Regions from separate parts of the Homo sapiens genome. Here region 2 is linked to region 1. A link is a contact called in ENCODE Hi-C or POLR2A ChIA-PET data. All regions are on one chromosome and are shown on one strand. Each heading gives the region's core, a stretch centred on a gene start or an enhancer-like site at or near the end of the contact. The rest is flanking DNA. Distances are from core to core; before and after follow the strand shown.

Region 1 (6,492 bases), core at 143-2,642:
GTGTACCCAGATACAATATTATCCTGCAGATAACCCAAAAAGCCAGCTATTGTTTTGACTTTAGGACATACGTGTTTCTAAGACGATGAAGACATCAATTAGAGTCCAAATCCCAAACACACACCTTGATCTCTACTATAAAAATGTATCAGGTGAGCCAACTTGAGAGTACTGGTAAATTCTTCAGCTGGCAATGATCTTGGTCTCCATCAGGGACAAGCTACATTAAAATAAGACCCTTGAAAGGAGTTACTCCAGACCCTTAGGGAGAGGAGCTTGTCAACTGCCAAGTAATTTCAACAGAGAATTCAGTTGCTCTGGAAACAGGTTTTGACAATGGCTGTGTGTGCCAAAGGGTTGAGCAGGCAGAGGGCACTGGGTTCCCGCCCCTTGCATGATACTTGAGGCTTTGCTCTCCAAACAGATGACTTCATTCCCAAAACAATGTTTTTTTTTTCTGAGAAGCTGCCAGTTCATACACATTTTAAAATAAATTCTCGTTGACATTGGAGTGGCAGAAACTGCAAACATTGCTTTTAAAAGCATGTGAGTTGGAAAAGGTAAGCTGGAAAAAGAAAAGAATTTCTCCCCAAAAAAGAATTTGTGGTCACTATGAAAGCTAAACACCTAATCAGCAATCACCTTATCAGCCACAGTATCGATTAAGGAGGTATGTGGAGTTATGCACAGGTACTTTACCTCTGTCTGAATACAGTGTCTTGAGGAATGGGTTCTAGTAATGTCTAAGTCTTCTCTTCCCTTAGCTTCTCAGGAAACCACCTTAATTAAAGAAAGAAAAAAACCAACAGATAATCTGTTCTTACTCAAAGCCTCATTGTTTTGTTTTGTTTTTTAACATTCCATGTCCCCCATCTCCCAAGGGGTACCAGAGGGGAACAGAGATAAGACAAGGAGGACTCTCTGAATGTCATTATTCTCCCTTCAGTGCAAACAGTGAGGCAGGAGAAGAGACACCTTCTCCCCAGTGATGCTCGGCCTGAGCACACATGAGCCTGAGCCATGGCTGTAAACACACTTGGAAGACATAGAGAAAAGGAGAGTTTGCACAGGATAAATCTATTCCATTATTTATACCCACCCCCAAACCTTTGGATTTCTTTCTCTATACCAAAGGTCCTCAAACTTTTTCTGTAAATGTCCAAAGACTATATATTTTAGGCTTTGTGGACCATATAGGCTTTCTGTCTCCTTTCTCCTTCTCTTCCTCCTCCTCCTTCTCTCCTCTTTCTTCTTTAAATTATGAAAACTGTTCCTAGCTCACAGACTTGACCCATGGACCATAATTTGTTGACTCATACTCTACATTATGCCACAGAAGTTGTGACATCTCAGCCTCGGAATGTAGGCCATCATTTAGCCCAAGTTTCAGTCAACTAACCACACTGTCAGGACAACCTCCAGCTAGTTATGCTGACACATTAAATCCAGAATCTCTGGTAAGTGCACCCATATCAATAAATTCAGGCTGACCTCATATTATATTCTATTCTCCTTGGTCTAATGCACTTACAATTTATTCTCACAATACTCCATACTACTCAGATGTTTGCTGTTAAGTAAACCATGCAATTCTCTGGGAGTCTATACTATTTCTTTCCTGTACCTGAGGATATCTGACTTGACATACAAGCCTTGAGGCAATGAAGAATGGGTCTTGATGGAGGTAGGAGAATAAAACACTCTCACAAGACAACAGCATAAGATGAAATTAAGAGTTTTCAACCAAGGAAGAGATTAACCTCAGATATGGAAGAAGGAGCTTGTTCTACTAACAAGGAAAGTTTAGGGATGCTTGCAAAGTTCTAAATTTTTGGATTTTTCTGAGTCCATTCAGAATGCCCTCATTTCAAATATCAAGGTCCCACTTCTTCCCAATCAGTTCTCTAACTTACACATAACAATTTGGTGAGTCTGTGATTTCAGTTTAGATTATAATTCTGCAATCCACACAGATTTGGAGTTTGGCTTTCAGTGATATTTGTTCCACAGCTACAGGAAATATAATGGTCTTTTATAGGGTAACCATAGAAGTTCTCTGGCTTTCTGACTGACACTTAAGCTGAGAATTTAAAACCCCAAACTTGTTATTTTCTTTTTACTATTCCTCCAGTACAGCCAAAAATAAAAGCCATCTCATGCCACAGTCCTTGTAGCCATTAACTCTACATAAGAGTCAGATGCAGTAGTCATTTGGTGCCCCAAGAAACTTACTTTATCAGGAAATTTAACAGAAACTTTATCCTAAGTGACCATAGTTGATAATTTAATTATTATGCCACTGCATACCATGGACTAAGAGTATCCCACTTTTCCTTTGGAAAGGAGCCCAGGGTTGCATTCAAAGCCAAGGTCATAACCAAATCAATCCGCAAATATCATCATGTATCATCTGTCCAATAGGACTATTCTTATTAGAAAAATTCTATCCATTGAAAGAAGAAAGAAAGAAGGGAAGGAAAGAGGAAGAGAGAAGAGAGGAAGGGAAGGAAAGAGAAGGGAAGGAAAGAGAAGGGAAGGGAAGGGAAGGGAAGGGAAAGGAAGGGAAAGGAAGGGAAGGGAAAGGAAGGGAAGGGAAAGGAAGGGAAGGGAAGAAAGAATAATACCAAATATTTAAATTAAAAAGATTTAATACAGTAATCTCCCCTTATCCATGGGCGTGTGTTCCAAGACCCCCAGTGGAGACGTGAAACAGCAAATAGGACTGAACCGTATGTATACTATGTTTTTTCAATCTAAAGCTGCTAAGTGACTAACAGGAAGGTAGCATCTCCAGTGTGGATATGCCGGACAAAGGGATGATTCCCGTCCCAGGCAGTCCAGAGTGGGACCCAGAGGGATAGCACACATTTCATCACACTACTGAGAATGGTGCACACTTTAAAATGTGTGAGTTGTTTATTTCTGGAATTTCCATTTAATATTTTCAGACCACAGCTGACCATGGATAACTGAAACCACAGAAAGCGAAACCATGGATAAGGGAGGACTACTGTATAGGAAATTGTTTTCACAGGAGTTAGAAAAATGAAAGAACAAAAGGAAGGCATTAAAATAACCCAGAGATAAGAATCTACAACCCTTAGGACTAGGTAAATAAAAGAGAAGTGGTTGGGATTATCAAAACCTAGAGCTCAAAAGAGGGATATCCGCTAACCTAGGGCTTAGCCCTCTGAGGAGATAGTACTGTACTTCCCAGCTGCTGATAGAATCTCAGAATCTCAGAGGACCCGCCCCATTGAGCTGGGGCTCAGATACCTGAGAAAGAATGAACACCTGGCTCCCAACAATATCCCTGAGCGGGTAAGATGAAGCTAGTTCTGGCAATGCTAAAAGAAGACAAAGAGAAGAGTAAACTTTCACTGACAAGACCAACGAGAAATAGGAAGGAAGCTCCTACCTTCCAGTCTTCTTCCAATGACAGAAATTAGCAGAACCCAGTAGGAAGTCATCTGGCAAAAACAGTCTGGAATATGTGATTGGCGGAGCTCTAAACCTAGCACCACAGAGCAGAGTATACAATTGTGGTCTTGGGGCTGAGAGTCAATAGGCAAACTATCAGCACAGATTGTGGTATGTTTCTCAGTGTCTTTCTGTTTAAAACAGGCCTGGTGGCATCTACGATACCTTTTAACATTCTATAACTACACTCTTAGTACTTTATTTTTTTTCTTAATTTTTAATTTCCATAGGTTATTGGGGAACAGGTGGTGTTTGGTTACATGAGTAAGTTCTTTAGTGGTGATTTGTGAGATTTTGGTGCACTCATCACCCAAGCAGTATACACTGAACCCTATTTGTAGTCTTTTATCCCACACCCCGCCTTCCCACACTTTCCCCCTGAGTCCCCAAAGTCCATTGTTGTGTCATTCTTATGCCTTTGCATCCTCATAGCTTAGCTCCCACTTAAGTGAGAACATACGATGTTTGGTTTTCCATTCCTTAGTTACTTCACTTAGAATAATAGTCTCCAATCTCATCCAGGTTGCTGCAAATGTTATTAATTCATTCCTTTTTTATGGCAGAGCAGTAGTCCATCATATATATATATATCACAGTTTCTCTATCCACTTGTTGATTGATGGGCATTTGGGTTGGTTCCACATTTTTGCAACTGCGAATTGTACTGCTATCTTAATACTTTAAAATTACATTCTTGTCTGTCACACCCAAATCCAAGTCTCAGACAGGAGAACCATGCCTGAAAAATGAGAAGTCTGCTTCTTCACACAACATCTGTGAATTACCACAATTTAACTTGAATTTTCTTATCTCAGTTCTCTTCTTAGTTTTGGCAGATAAAGCCCAACACTGAAGTAGATTCAAAGCCAAGGTCATAACCAAATAAATCTATGAATATCATTATTTATAGTCTGTCTAATAGGACTATTCTTATTAGAAAGACTCCATCCATTGAAAGAAGAAAGAAAGAAGGGAAGGAAAGTGGATGACAGGAAGAGAAGGGGAGGGGAGGGAGGGGAGGGCAGGGCAGGGCAGGGCAGGGAATGTGTTTCCTAAAGTATATGTTAAAAAGAGAATATAAATTAACAACACCAAAAAGCTGAAACAGGGCCATAGAGGAGCCAAGCTCAAGCATACTCTATAGAATAAGTCTTGGAGTAACCAAGAAGCACTACCTTCCATCTATAATGTAAAACAATAATAACAGTAGTAAAGATGTATTGAGCTAAGGCACTATGTACTAGGTATTAAGTTATTTACACCTATGAATTCATTGTATCTTCCTATCCTATGCAGTACAAATTAATATTATTCTTTTATTGCAGATGAGGGATTGAGAAACTAGCCTGCATTAGTTTCATCTATGTATTAAAACAACATGTAAACTAGAAATATAATATATACAGCTATAGCATGTATATTTAGATAGGTAGATACATGATAGATAGATGATGGATGGATGCATGGATGGATAGACAGATAAACAGACAGACTGATTTAACTCTTCCTAGGCCCACCCATTTGAAGAACCCAATGCCTTAACAACCACAGTCGCATTGTATGTTGGATGTTTGACACGGAAAGAGCATTTGGCAGTTTCTTTGGTCTATTTCCAGTGAAAATAGAGGGCAGTAAACTCATTCCAGATTCAGATTCCAGAACTTTCAGAGGCTGGAGATAGTGGTGATCTGTCTGTGAGGCCTCCATGTGTATCATTTCTCAGAAGCCAGCTAGCAGACCAGGCCACCTGCCAGAAAATGGTTAGCACATTTATGTCAGCTGGTTTGTCAGCCAGGTACCATGGCTCTTTCTAAGTCATGGCTTCCAAACCATGGGAACATAAAACCACAACGGCAGCCAAGATAGCAATAAGAACCCTTTCTTTGTATGCCGCACTAGTGGCTCTGCAAAAAGGTATGTGACATACTTTTGTGCAGTGTAACTGGCAGTTCAGAGCAGCAAATCCCTTCTGACCTGATGCGTCTCCTCTCCAGCTTTTTTGAATTCACTTTCTGTAGACAAAAGTAGAGTGAGTGACAAAATGAAGGATACTTTGATATTTGTTAAGAGAGACTACAGCCAAGTTCTCTCCCAAATCATTTTGTAGCCCTGTCCGATGGGCAAAAGACACATCAAATTAACTCAACTCTAAGAGTCTAGTTCTCTTATTGGAAATTCTTAATTTCTCAGTATTGTACTAAAGGGATTTTTTTTTTCAGTTAACCAGTTATCAGATAAAATTATATATGCCTACAAAGAGTAATGAGAAAAGATTGTTCCACTTTGACTTAAAATGTGATTTTATAACTTCTAGTCACAGTATATGATACAGTAACTGGTACTAGACTTACTTGCCCACTATAAACTATTTTTTCAAAAGGAAAGCATTTATGAAACAACTCTTTTCAAACATAAGCTGCAGACTGCACAGAAATTGATCCCCAAAAGAAAGGAAACAAACAAGGTAAGCCCTAAAACTGTCCCAGCTTTCTACCTGGAGACTAGAGCATATAAAAGCACCCAGCCAGGCATGACAGCTCATGCCTGTAATCCCAGCACTTTGGGAGGCAGAGGCAGGTGGGTCATCCGAAGTCAGGAGTTCAAGACTAGCCTAGCTAATATGGTGAAACCCTGTCTCTACTAAAAATATAAAAATTAGCTGGGCATGGTGGCACGCACCTGTAGCTCCAGCTACTTGGGAGGCTGAGGCAGGAGAATTGCTTGAACCCAGGAGGCGGAGGTTATGGTGAGCCAAAATTGTACCACTGCACTCCAGCCTGGGTGACAGAGCAAGACTCTGTCTCAAGAATAAATTAATTAATGAATGAAAAGAAAAGTGGAGACCACATAAATCTCATGGAGTTAAAGATACAATATTGGAGTTAGAAGAGGCTTGGGCAGCTGGAATTTGCAAGGCAGAGTTCCAAAGGGAAGAAAATCACACAAAGAAAGAGCTTCAGAAAGCTGCATAGGTGGTCCCTTGAGTCTTCAGCAACATACCCTGTTCTGCAT
Region 2 (5,823 bases), core at 260-2,759, 34 kb before region 1:
GAGATTATCTGAGATGTCAATATTGTGCAAAGGCAGTGTGCCAAGGCGTTCTCAAGAACCATGTAAGTATGCTGCCAAGTTTTCATCTATGTATAAAGTTTATTTTTACTACAACAGAGTAAAACACACCATTCCAGCAATGTGTGCCAGATGGAATGTGGGTTTGTGGGGTCGGGTACAGCACAGGGTATAACAAATTTAGAATGTGTTAAGAAGCAGCGTACTCAAAGAAAGATAGTATGTTTACTAGAAATGTGATATGCTCGCCTCATGCGTATATAAGAGAATGTGGGCAGGACAGTAAATCTACTGAAATAGCAACACCATGCTGAAGGGAGACAGTGACTATAGCAATAACTGCGCATGGTTTAAGGAACACTGCAAATATGATCTTACCATAGGAGTAGTTACATTGATGTTTTAGCTGCCCAGTGTGTTTGGGGGTTTGCTATCAAAATGTCGAGTATTCAAATATCTGCACTGAATACAAAAAATGTTTGAAGAACCTGAGCTAGGGATTAGAATTTAGAAAATCTGGGCTCCCATGAATCCTATCTTTACCCAATTATGTTAAAACAGAGACTAAATATCACTTGTAATACCCCAAGTTGAAAAGCCTGTGCTGTTTTCTCATAAAATCAAGCATATTAGCATTTGAATCATGTTAAACATAGGATTGCTAATCAGAAGAGAAGATAAATGAAAGGGGAATGTTTATGTAAAATAGAAAGCCAGCATGTTGATGTCCCTGGATCTGCTCGACATAAAGATGCACACCCAGACAGTGAATAAAAGCATGGCACCTCATTTTGACAGTGTCTACACTGGCTTTCTATTTTCTTTTCTCTTTAAGTTTGTGGCATATTCTCTGCCAACCGCATTCCCCCAGCAGAGCCTCTCAGCTCAGCAGCACAAAGCCTTCTTTGTGCCCCTTCTTTGTGTGAAATATTGATAAGCCTGAAAGAGTCAGATGATGAAGGTTTCTGGTTTGTTTGGGCTTCGGTGAGATCCCAATTTCAAAATGTCCATGGCTAGGCCTCCAGAGTCAAATATGAACTGCTGTATTTTATAATTTAGGGGTAAATCTGAAACTGTTTTTACACTCAAGCAGAAAGTCTGCTCTCCAACATCAAGAAGGGTTGCGGTAATGATCCTGAGTTCATCACATAACCACACAACTCCTTATTCCATGCAAGCTAGTGAAAAGTCACAAAACTCACTTTCAGGTCTTGCTTTTAAAAATATTTAAAACCAAAGGAACTATTTTAAGTCTGAAGCCAAAAGTTAAGGAGCATTTTAATTCTCTCACTTCTTATCGGCAGCACCTCTTGGTTATTCTTCTCCTAACAGGCTCATAATTTTCATTAACAAGGCTGGCAGCTCTGACTTTGCCTGGAGGGGAATGTAACCCAGAGCAGCTGACAAGAGCTTGAAATTCTCTGGTTTTTGTCACTTGCTATTAGAATCACAGCCTTTTCTAAATATAGGATAGTGAGTCATATTAAACGGTGACCTGATTGCAAAGCCTCATCAAGTTTGTCTGGGGGTGCAATCAACAACACGTCGGACTGTAAAGGTCAACAATGTTAACATTTCAGAGCCTCCTCCTGGTTCAACACTGCAAAAGAAAATGGCATTGTCAAGTAGGCTTTATTCACAGGACAGTATACAGATGTGTGTTCACATGGATTTTTTAGCTTCCTTTTCCACTGCACACAGTATAGTTTATGGATTCATAGCGTATACATATGTCAACTTGTGGCTCTCAAGGATTAATTTCACTTTATCCAATATGTTTCTAAACCTCTTAGGGAATTCGTGGTTTAGTGCAATGGGCTGACATAGCACTAATTTAATTCAGATTCTGTTTTCATACTGTCACAATTTTAACTATTGCAGCATTGTTTGTGGAAATTCAGATACGGTTATTTAATGAAAGAAAAGTGACAAAGAAGACACTCTTTTGGTATCTTTGATTACAGCCTAGCCCTCACCCTTCCTATCCAGCAGGTCATCAAGATCTAGAAGATCCTAGTTCAATCCAGCAGCTGCCATCTCCACCCCCTCTCACTGCTGTGACCTTAATCCAGATCTCTTAAGCTTTCCTCGGGGTTCTTACAGTACCTTCCTCCCTCCTCTCTTCTGCCAGAGTCTCTCTGCCTTGCAATCATGATTCCTTCTAAACTGATCTCTTCATTTACTACCTTAAAAACCTTCCTCGATAGGCATCCTTTGCCTATAAGATAAAAGAAAAAAAAAAGCATGGCTTCATGGAAAGTGCAAAAAAGTTCGGGCTTCATAATGCTACTTAAATGAGTGAATTCACTGCAGTCTACAGCCTTGTCCTCAGATTCATAGGCTCGAAATTCAATCAGTATCACAGCAGCGGACCCACATAATCTAAGCCTGCAAAAGTTATATAAGAACCAAAATTGTCAGCATATTAATTTTCATGGAAACATACCTGCTAAACAAGTCCTAATCCTCATCTTGGCCTGAGACTCATATTCCTCCTCCAGAAAAAGTTACATGAGTAACCCCTTTATAATAAGATTCTTTACAGCCACAGAATTAGCTCAAGGAGAGTTAGTTGTTTGGCCATTTGGGGCCTTGAGAATCATGGTTTGGGCTGTGATGAACAGGTACATGCAGCAGATACAAGGAATGCTCTCTCATGACACCAATTCATTGGTCTTCTATTTTCTACAATCCAGGCTGACCAGTTCTCTTCTGTTGGCCAAAACAGTGGATCGAGTTCCCATGTTTTGCACAGAATCCACGTCACCTCCCTGAGATTGCATATCCCTTGGAATTCTGGGAATTCCTAAACTCTTCAGTAACAAACTCCCTGATGGGCCCAACTGGCTTTTGCTTTACTCTCTCAGTTAGCTGAACACATTCCATCTACGTCCTCCCAGTGAACATCTTTATTCCCCAGTTCTTTTCCTGCTGCCCTTTAAAACCTGGCCCCATACTGCCTTATCCTCACTGTTCCCACACATACCATTCCCTCCAGCCACACCGAATTCTTCGCCTTTCTCCTTTCATGCTGGATGAGTAGACTCCTTCTGTTATAAGCCACAGAAACTAGCTCTAGCTAACTTCAGCAGAGAAGGGATTTACTGGGAGTAGATGGGGTAGCTTACAGCATTGGAGGCAAAACTGAAAAACCTGTTTTTTGAAAGGATAGAAACTAGGGCAGAGCTGAGGACTTAACAGGAACAGCTGGACATCTCTTCGGAAAGACACCATGAGATGAATCATGTCCTATCATTTTCTATACTGTTCAAGGATAGGAATTCCACATCCCACACTTTATCTTACGAAAAGCAAGGCACCTTTATGGACAGACACCCAAGACAATGCAGAATGAGAGAAAAATACTTCTCAAAAAAAAAAAAAAATCAGGACCTGGGACTAATATATCACAGCAAAGGATATGGGGAGCCAATTGATTGAAAGTGCATAAACTGTGGAACCAAAGCATGAAGTGGGGCCTAAAGACCCAGAGTGCAAAAACGCTCAAGTGTACAAGGAATCTGAAGGCCAATCAAGTGCATGAGGAATTTGAAGGTCAAAAGAGAAAATGCCTAGAGAGGCAGCACACTGTAAAGAAAGATCAAGGGAGAAATGAAAGGAGAGAAAAGAATGAACATTTTAGGGTATGAAAGTGATTTGTAGAAATCTTACATGGTAGTAAGAAAAGTATAAGAATTCATAATACATAAACACTTCATAACAAAAAAAATTGGAAGATTGAGTGGATTTAAAGGAGTCCTATTCAAATTCAAAGAATTAATGTTTGCATCTGTGTCTAAAGTCCCAGCTCTGCCTAAACAACTTCACAACACAAAATCCAGCCTGGCTATTCCTCCAGACACTAGCTTTCCGTGCTTCAGCAATATAAGCCTGTTTTTATTTTCTCAAACACCAGCTCCCTCCTGCCTCAAGGACTTTGCAACTTTGCATGTATGGTTCCTACATGGTTCCTTCTGCTAACATCTTCTTCCCCTCCTGTATTAGTTAAGGTTCTCCAGAAAAATAGAATCAATAGGGGGATATAGATACATCTATATCTCTCTGGCTTTCTGTGTCTACCTATGGAGAGAGAGGGGAGGGAAGGATGAGGAAGAGAGAGAAAGAGGAGATTTATTTTAAGAAAATTGTACGGGCTGGCAAGCTACAAATCCACAAGGCAGGCTGGAAATGCCAGCAAGAGTTGATATTCCAGTCTTGAGTCTGAAGCAAAGGCTGGAAACTCAAGCAGAATTTCTGTGCTGCAGTGTTGAGGTGAATTCGAGTTCCTTTCTCTTTGCGGGGTGAGGAGGGAAACTCAGTCTTTGTTCTCAAGGCCTTCACTTGATTGCATGGAGTTGACCCACATTATGGAGGTTAATCTGCTTTACTCAAAGTCTACTGATTTAAATATTTTTTGGTTTCTGGTTTTTTTTCCGAGACAGAGTCTTGCTCTGTCACCCAGGCTAGAGTGCAGTGGCACGATCTCGGCTCACTGCCACCTCTGCCTCCTGGGTTCAAGCAGTTCTCCTGCCTCAGCCTCCCAAATAGCTGGGATTACAGGTGCCTGCCATCACGCCCGGCTATTTTTTTTTTTTTTTTTGTATTTTTAGTAAAGAAAAGGTTTCACCATGTTGGCCAGACTAGACTCAAACTCCTGACCTTGTGATTCACCCGCCTCAGCCTCCCAAAGTGCTGGGATTACAGGTGTGAGCCCCTGCGCCCAGCCTACTGATTTAAATGTCAATCACATCTAAACAAATGAAAAACCTACAACATCTAGATTGGTGTTTGACCAAACAACTGGGCACCATTGCCTACCAAGTTGGCTCAGAAAATTAACCATTACACCTCCTCTTCCTGTCTCTTTACCCACCCACATCTGCATTGGGCTTGATTAACACCACCTCCTTCATGTCTCACCTCAAACCTCAGTCCCCCAAGGAAGACAGGTAAATATATTCTAGCTCTGTTATTCCTTTTATTCCTAATCTCAAGCACAGTAAAGTTAAGAAGGTCCATTTTGGGTACAAAGAACCTCCTCGCAGTGGTGAATAGACATCCCTGGGGTCAGCAGGCAGAGATTCTGTGACGGACTGAAGCTCTCAAGAAAACATCTTAAAACATGTGGAATGGAGAATGCTATTACCCTAGGAATCATCTAAATACATACAGTTTTTCACGGATAATGGATTTGTTAAGCATGCTTGGAATATTCTCCATCTTAAATAGCTATGCATAATTGCAATATTCATAAATTACTATACATTAGCAGACTAAGCAGACACACTGCAGTCAAATTAACTCATTAACCCTTTCCAGAACTCTGATCCTATAAGGTTGAGACCCAGGAAAACTGAATTGATATAACCATAAATATAAATCAAAAAACATAATAAGCTTCCTTCCTAAACAAAATACCACCAACCTTCTTTTTCTTGTGATGATTTTCTTTGATGAGCCAAAAGACACTCTGGGACAAAGATAAAGAAGCAAATATGTATATATCATGTAGTTAGAAGAATCTTTTATCCCTTTTAGTATCTTCCACATATCCTCCCAGCCCATCCTTGACTTTCTCAAGGTAAGTTTTTACAATCTCTCCATTTTCTCCTGCTGTCTTTGTCCAACTTGCCCTCTCTGATTTTAGATAATAGGAAGGCAAGATATCACGAGTCAAGCAAGGCATAGACAATATATTACTTATGCTATATTTAAATAGTACACCTGAAAATTCATTTTGGACACCATTATTAATAATAAAATGCTTAATATGCACTATAATATTCATTTGAAAACAAAGGCACA

Evidence for each region. Hi-C counts contacts between places; a loop is a spot of excess contacts on that map. ChIA-PET counts read pairs that join two places held with the same protein, here RNA polymerase II (POLR2A). Pooled maps may share reads with other maps.
Region 2: a map of gastrocnemius medialis shows a loop between it and region 1 (2.4-fold over the local background). The contact joins two enhancer-like sites. A Hi-C loop is called at or near these places in 3 of 168 maps with a recorded cell type or tissue (Caco-2, IMR-90 and gastrocnemius medialis), 1 of 37 single-sample maps with no recorded cell type and 1 of 50 pooled maps. POLR2A ChIA-PET finds 5 or more read pairs at or near these places in 3 of 52 experiments (AG04450, HEK293 and naive thymus-derived CD4-positive, alpha-beta T cell).

What each region holds. Positions count from the first base shown.
Region 1 is chr2:37,467,076-37,473,567 of GRCh38, reverse strand. It overlaps LOC124905991 (a long non-coding RNA gene), which reads right to left and starts at 5,980. Exons shown (of 3, transcript XR_007086288.1): 1 at 5,408-5,980; 2 at 3,419-3,514; 3 at 1-780. Within about 2 kb of position 1,392, at least 5 of the 41 ENCODE cell types and tissues checked have a DNase peak (open chromatin) inside an H3K27ac peak, as active enhancers do.
Region 2 is chr2:37,502,302-37,508,124 of GRCh38, reverse strand. No RefSeq gene overlaps it. Among named protein-coding and RNA genes, the nearest start is that of LINC03063, 57 kb to the left of the region's middle. Within about 2 kb of position 1,509, at least 2 of the 41 ENCODE cell types and tissues checked have a DNase peak (open chromatin) inside an H3K27ac peak, as active enhancers do.